Linked DNA regions of Homo sapiens: region 2 is linked to region 1. Evidence: read pairs that join two places in POLR2A ChIA-PET (ENCODE). Cell type or tissue: PC-9. All regions are shown on one strand. Each heading gives the region's core, and the rest is flanking DNA. Links, peaks and the distances in the headings are about the cores only. Region 1 overlaps CEACAM16-AS1 (CEACAM16, CEACAM19 and PVR antisense RNA 1). Region 2 has its middle 3.3 kb from the start of CBLC.

What was found. ChIA-PET counts read pairs that join two places held together with the same protein. Peaks named below come from ENCODE experiments on the same cell type or tissue, not always from the same donor. Only the 100,000 strongest peaks of a DNase experiment are listed, where the experiment ranks them.
Region 2: POLR2A ChIA-PET joins it to region 1 with 21 read pairs; 27 of 35 experiments call an interaction of 5 or more read pairs at or near these places.

Annotation. Positions count from the first base shown.
Region 1 is chr19:44,717,114-44,720,020 of GRCh38, reverse strand. All of the region lies in intron 1 of CEACAM16-AS1 (CEACAM16, CEACAM19 and PVR antisense RNA 1), which reads left to right. Among named protein-coding and RNA genes, the nearest start is that of CEACAM16-AS1, 6.6 kb to the left of the region's middle. In PC-9, for the core only: no CTCF peak of the experiment used is centred there; DNase peaks (open chromatin) are centred at 1,190 and 1,540; H3K4me3 peaks cover 613 bases; H3K27ac peaks cover 2,192 bases.
Region 2 is chr19:44,773,103-44,776,009 of GRCh38, reverse strand. No RefSeq gene overlaps it. Among named protein-coding and RNA genes, the nearest start is that of CBLC, 3.3 kb to the left of the region's middle. In PC-9, for the core only: no CTCF peak of the experiment used is centred there; a DNase peak (open chromatin) is centred at 1,659; H3K4me3 peaks cover 546 bases; H3K27ac peaks cover 2,500 bases.

The DNA of each region.
Region 1 (2,907 bases), core at 154-2,653:
ATATATATATATACACATATATATATATGTATGTATATATATGTATGTTTGTGTGTATATATATATGTATGTGTATATATATGTGTGTGTGTGTGTGTGTGTATATATATATATATATATATATATATATATATATATATATATATATAAAATTAGCAGGTCATGGTGGTGAGCACTTGTAGTCCCAGCTACTTAGGAGAGTGAGGCAGGAGGATTGCTTGAGCCCAGGAGTTCGAGGCCACAGTGAGCTGTGATTGTGCGGTTGCACTCCAGCCTGGGCAACAGAGCAAGACTGTCTCAAAAAAGAAAACAAAAAAGAAATATAAAATGTAAAGTTGGGTTAGTTGTGTAAGTGATAAATGCTGTGAAGAATAAAGCCAGACAACTTTGGGTGTACAGGGGACCCCTCTGAGGAGGTGACATCTGAGCAGAGACCTGACTGGAGTGATGCAGGTGTCTGAGGGAAGGAAATTCCTGGCAGCGGGAACAGCCAGTGCAAAGGCCCCGAGGAAGGAGTTGCTTGATTTGTTCAAACAATAGCCAGGAGGCCAGGTGGCTGCAGTGAGTGAAGGAGAGGAGATGATGAAGGGAATGACGGGCGGGCAGGCCTGCAGACCATTGTAAGGACCCTGGAGTCCGATCCGAAGGGGAGATGCTCCAGGAAATGTGGCTTTACCTCTGGGCGCCTCAGTATCCTCTTCTGAGAAACATGCAACATGACACCTGCGTCTGAAGGTCTCTGTGAGGACTCAGGGAGCTCCTGCCTCCACAGGCAGGAGGCAGCCGCACAGGTGAGGCCCTTTGGCTGCACTGGTCCTGTGCAACCTTGCAGATTTGGGGTGCCCTCTCTGGACTCTGCATTCTCCACACTGTGTGTCAGGATGGGCTGAAGCTGATGGGGCTCATTCCTTGGTTCCCAAAGTCTGGCCTTGGCACCCCCTCCTCCATGCTCCTCTTCTGTCTCCTTCCTCTTTCTTCTCCTCTTCCTCCCCATCCCTCCTCCTCCTCCACCTCCTCCACCTCCTTCTTCTCCCTTTTTGCCCTGTTCCCCTTTTCTCCCTCCTCCACCCTCCTCCTACTCCCTTCTCTTTCCTCCTTTTTTTTTTTTCTCTCTCTCCCACCTCCCCCTTCCCTCCTCCCTGCTCTCCATCCTGAATCAACATTCCAGTCCATGGAAAAAAACAGGGCAGGCTTCCTTCCTCTCCCTGGCAGGGCTCCAGAGAGGGACTGGGCCATTGTGTATTCTGGCCTCAAGGTCACCCCGACTCCCTGCCCTCCCCAGTGTGGTTATTTGAGAAAAGGCAGCTTGGGTGAGGGGGAAGGGATTGGGGCTGAGAGGGGTATAGTCTGCCTCCCCACCCACGGCTGGTGGAACCTGAGGGCCCCCGGCGCCACCAGAGCTTCGTGGCTTAATGGGGGAGGCGAGGAGCCACTGCGGACCTGCTCGGGACAGTGAAGGGCGCCAGTCTCAGCCCTCATCTGAAACCTGCTCCGTGACCCTGGACTAGTTCCTGCTCCTCTCTGGACCAAATCCTGGCCCTGCTCCTTTCTGGCTGAGTAACTTTGGGCAAGTCACCTCCTCTTCTTTGTGGTGTCTCACTTTCCTTTTTTTTTTTTTTTTGTCAAACAGTCTCTGCATCTGAGTCCCCCAATTTCCCAGCTAACAAAAATTCCCTAGACCCTTTGTTAAAAATTCTGCTTTCCGGGCGTGGTGGCAGGCGCCTATAATCTCAGCTACTCGGGAGGCTGAGGCACAAGAATAGCTTGAACCCGGGAGGCAGAAGTTGAAGTGAGCTGAGATCATGCCACTGCACTCCAGCCTGGATGACAGAGCAAGACTCTGTCTCAAAAAAAAAAAAAAAAGAAAAAAAAAAGAAAGAAAATTCTTTCAAGTCCCCACCCTGGAGAGACAGGTTTTCTGGGCCCAGGCAGAAGCCTGGGATATATAACTTATTTTATTTTATTTTAATTTTTGAGACAGGGTCTTGTTCTGTCTCATAGGCTGGAGTGCAATGGCACCATCACAGCTCACTACAGCCTCAAAATCCTAGGCGCAAGCAATGCTCCCATCTCAGCCTCCCAGGTAGCTGGGATGACAGACAAGTACTGCCATGCCCAAATAATTCTGTTTTTTTTTTTTGTTTTTTGTTTTTTTTTGTAGAGATAGGGTCTTGCAATGTTGCCCAGGCTGTTCTTGAACTCCTGGCCTCAAGTAATCCTCCTGCCTCAGCTTCCCAAAGTGATGGGATAACAGGCGTTAGCCAGTGCTCTTCGCAGGGATGTTTACGTTAATAAACAGGAGATTTGGGAAATGTATTAATAGTTCCATTTCAAAGGGAAGCTTTGAGGAGCAAGTCAGAGAACCTGTGCTGAGAGCACCTACCCTGGAACCTGCGATGATGAGCATCGTGTTTCTAAAAGCTCATACACATTTATTATTATTGCTTTTATTACTTTTTTTTTTTTTTGAGACAGAGTCTCACTCTGTCTCCAGGCTGGAGTGCAGTGGCACGATCTAGGCTCACTGCAAACTCCGCCTCCTGGGTTCGAGCGAATTCTTCTGCCTCAGCCTCCCAAGTAGCTGGGACTACAGGTATGTGCCACCACGGCCAACTAATTTTTGTATTTTTTAGTAGAGACAGGGTTTCACCATGTTGGCCAGGATTGTTTTAATCTCTTGATCTTGTGATCTGCCTATTACTTTTTTTTTTTTTTGAGATGGAGTCCACTTTGTTGCCCAGGCCGGAGTGCAGTGGTGCAATCTCCGCTCACAGAAACCTCTGCCTCCTGGGTTCAAGTGATTCTCATGCCTCAGCCTCCCAAGTAGCTGGGATTACAGGCGCACATGATGACATCTGGCAATTATTTGTATTTTTAGTAGAGACGGGGTTTCACCATGTTGGCTAG
Region 2 (2,907 bases), core at 297-2,796, 56 kb before region 1:
TTTTTTTTTTTTTTTTTTAGTTTTTAGTAGAGATGATGTCTCACTGTGTTACACAGGCTGGTCTTGAACTTCTGAGCTCAGGCAATCCTCCAGCCTGGGCCTCCCACAATGCTGGGATTACAGGCATGAGCCACTACACCCGGCCATAGCTAGCATTTATTGAATGCTTGCTGTCTATCAGGCCCTGTGTGTAATGCTTTGCAAACATTGGCACACTGAATTCTCAAAAGTCCTTTGAGGTCGGCGGGTAGGGGGCATAGGATGAGAGCCGAACCTCCCAATGCACCCTGAGCCCCTCCTTAGCCCCACCCCCATCTCGTAGGAATTGAAAATCTTAAAATTTTTCTTTAAATTAAAAAACGACCAAAAAGAAAATAAATAAAAAAATAAAATAAATAAATAGATTGGGCCGGGTGTGGTGGCTCATGCCTGTAGCCTGTAATCCCAGCACTTTAGGAGGCCAAGGCGGGTGGATCACTTGAGTTCAGGAGTTTGAGACCAGCCTGGCCAACATGGTGAAACCCTATCTCTGCTAAAAATACAAAAATTAGGCTGGGCACAGTTGCTCATGCCTGTAATCCCAGCACTTTTGGAGGCTGAGGTGGGTGGATCACTTGAGGTTAGAAGTTGGAGACTAGCCTGGCCAACATGGCAAAACCCCCTTTCTCAAAATACAAAAATTAGCTGGGCATGGTGTTGCGTGCCTGCAGTCCCAGCTACTCAGGAGGCTGAGGCGGGAGAATCGCTTGAATCCAGGAGGCAGAGGTTGCAGTGAGCCAACACTGCAGCACTGCACTCCAGCCTGGGTGACAGAGTGAGACTCCATCTCAAAAATAAATAAATAAAAATAAATAAATAAATAATTAAAATAATACAAAAATTAGCTGGGCATAGTGGTGTGCCTGTAATCCCAGTTACTTGTGAGGCAGAGGTAGGAGAATCGCTTGAACCCGGCGGGGGGAAGAGGTTGCAGTGAGCTGAGATCATGCTGCTGCACTACAGCCTGGGCGACAGAGCGAGACTGTCTCAAAAAACAAAACAAAACAAAACAAAACAAAACAAAAAACAAAACAGGATGAAAACCCATTAGCCTGAAAAAGTTCAAAGTGTTGACTGGCAAGTATTGGCAAGGAGCTGCTCTGAGTGCAAATGGACAAACTACATTGCAGAGCAATTTGGCAGCATCCACGAGACCTTTGGACAAATGGACAGGTCATTTGTCCAGTTACCTCTTTCAGAGCTGTGGCTTGTAAACACTTTTGCTGGACATTAATACAGCTATAGACACCTGAAGCAAAAGTTTCACAGAAGAGCTCTCACTCCGACTATGAGCATGCACTCTAATAGCTTCTATTTAATTCCATTTCATTAAAGGAAAAATTGTTTATAACCCACTAAATTGATTTCACAACCCACTAATGGATCTTGTTTGGCCGTTTGAAAGATACTGCCCTAAGAAACTCCAAGAGACATGTTCAGGGATGTTAATTGCATTCTTGTTGGAAGTGGAGGAAATTGGCAACAAGGTGGGTGTTCACCACCAGCAGCCTGACATAAATTGTGGTGTACTCTCACAATAAACTCTTGCGCAGCAATTAAGGTGAATGAACTGGACACAAATACCAACAGTGTGTGTCATAAACACATAATAATGAGTGGCCTGGGTTGAATCATTCCCCTCCCCACCAAGTTCATGTTCACTGGAATTTATGAATGTGACCCTATATGGAAATAAGGTCTTTGCAAATGTAATCAGATCAGGATAAGTTTCTACTGGATTAGGGTGGGTCCTAAATCTGACTGATATCCTTATGAAAAGGAAATTTGGATACAGTTACAGGTGCACACACACACACACACACACACACACACACACACAACATATGACGATGGCGGCAGAGAGATTGGAGTGATGCATCTATAAGCCAAACAACACCAAAGATTACCAGTGAACACCACAAGCTGGAAGAGGGGTGGTGCTCACGCCTGTAATCCTGTCACTTTGGGAGGCTGATGTGGGAGGATCGGTTGAAGCCAGGAGTTTGAGACCAACCTGGCAACATAGCAAGGCCCTGTCTCTACAAACAAAAACAAAAACAAAACAAAGCAAAACCAAAAAACCAAAAATGGTTGGGTGCAGTGGCTCACGCATGTAATCCCAGCACTTTGGGAGGCCAAGGCAGGCGGATCATGAGCTCAGGAGTTCGAGACCAGCCTGACCAACATGGTGAAACCCCATCTCTATGAAAAATACAAAACTTAGCTGGGTATGGTGGCACGCACCTGTAATCGTAGCTACTCAGGAAGCTGAGGCAGGAGAATCGCTTGAACCCAGGAGTCGGAGGCTGCAGTGAGCCAAGATCATGCCACTGCACTCCAGCCTGGGCGACAGCGCGAGACTCCGTCTGAAAAAGACAAAAACAAAGAACAACAACAACAAAAAAAAACTGGGCATGCTGGGATGCTGCCTGTGGTCCCAGCTACTCGGGAGGCTGAGGTGGGAGGATTGCTGGAGCCCAGGAGTTTGAGGCTTCAGTGAGCTATGATTGTGTTGCTGTACTCCAGCCTGGATGACCCAGTGAGATCTTGTCTAAAAAAGAAAAAAAATCTGCAACTATATGAACTCTTTTCCTAGATTTGACAGGTTTTTTTGTATCCACTTTGCAACTATAATAACTCTTTTTCCAGATTTGACTCAAAGTGGATACAAATGAAGTGAATGACATGAAAAGATGCTCCACAATGTGATCCACTAAGGAAATGAACATCAAAACCACAGTGAATGCTGCTTCACACCCACTACGATGACTGTCATAAACAAGACAGACAATCACAAGTGTTGGCAAGGATATGGAGAAATAATTGGAACCCTCTACGCTGTTGGTGGGAATGTAAAATGGTGCAGCT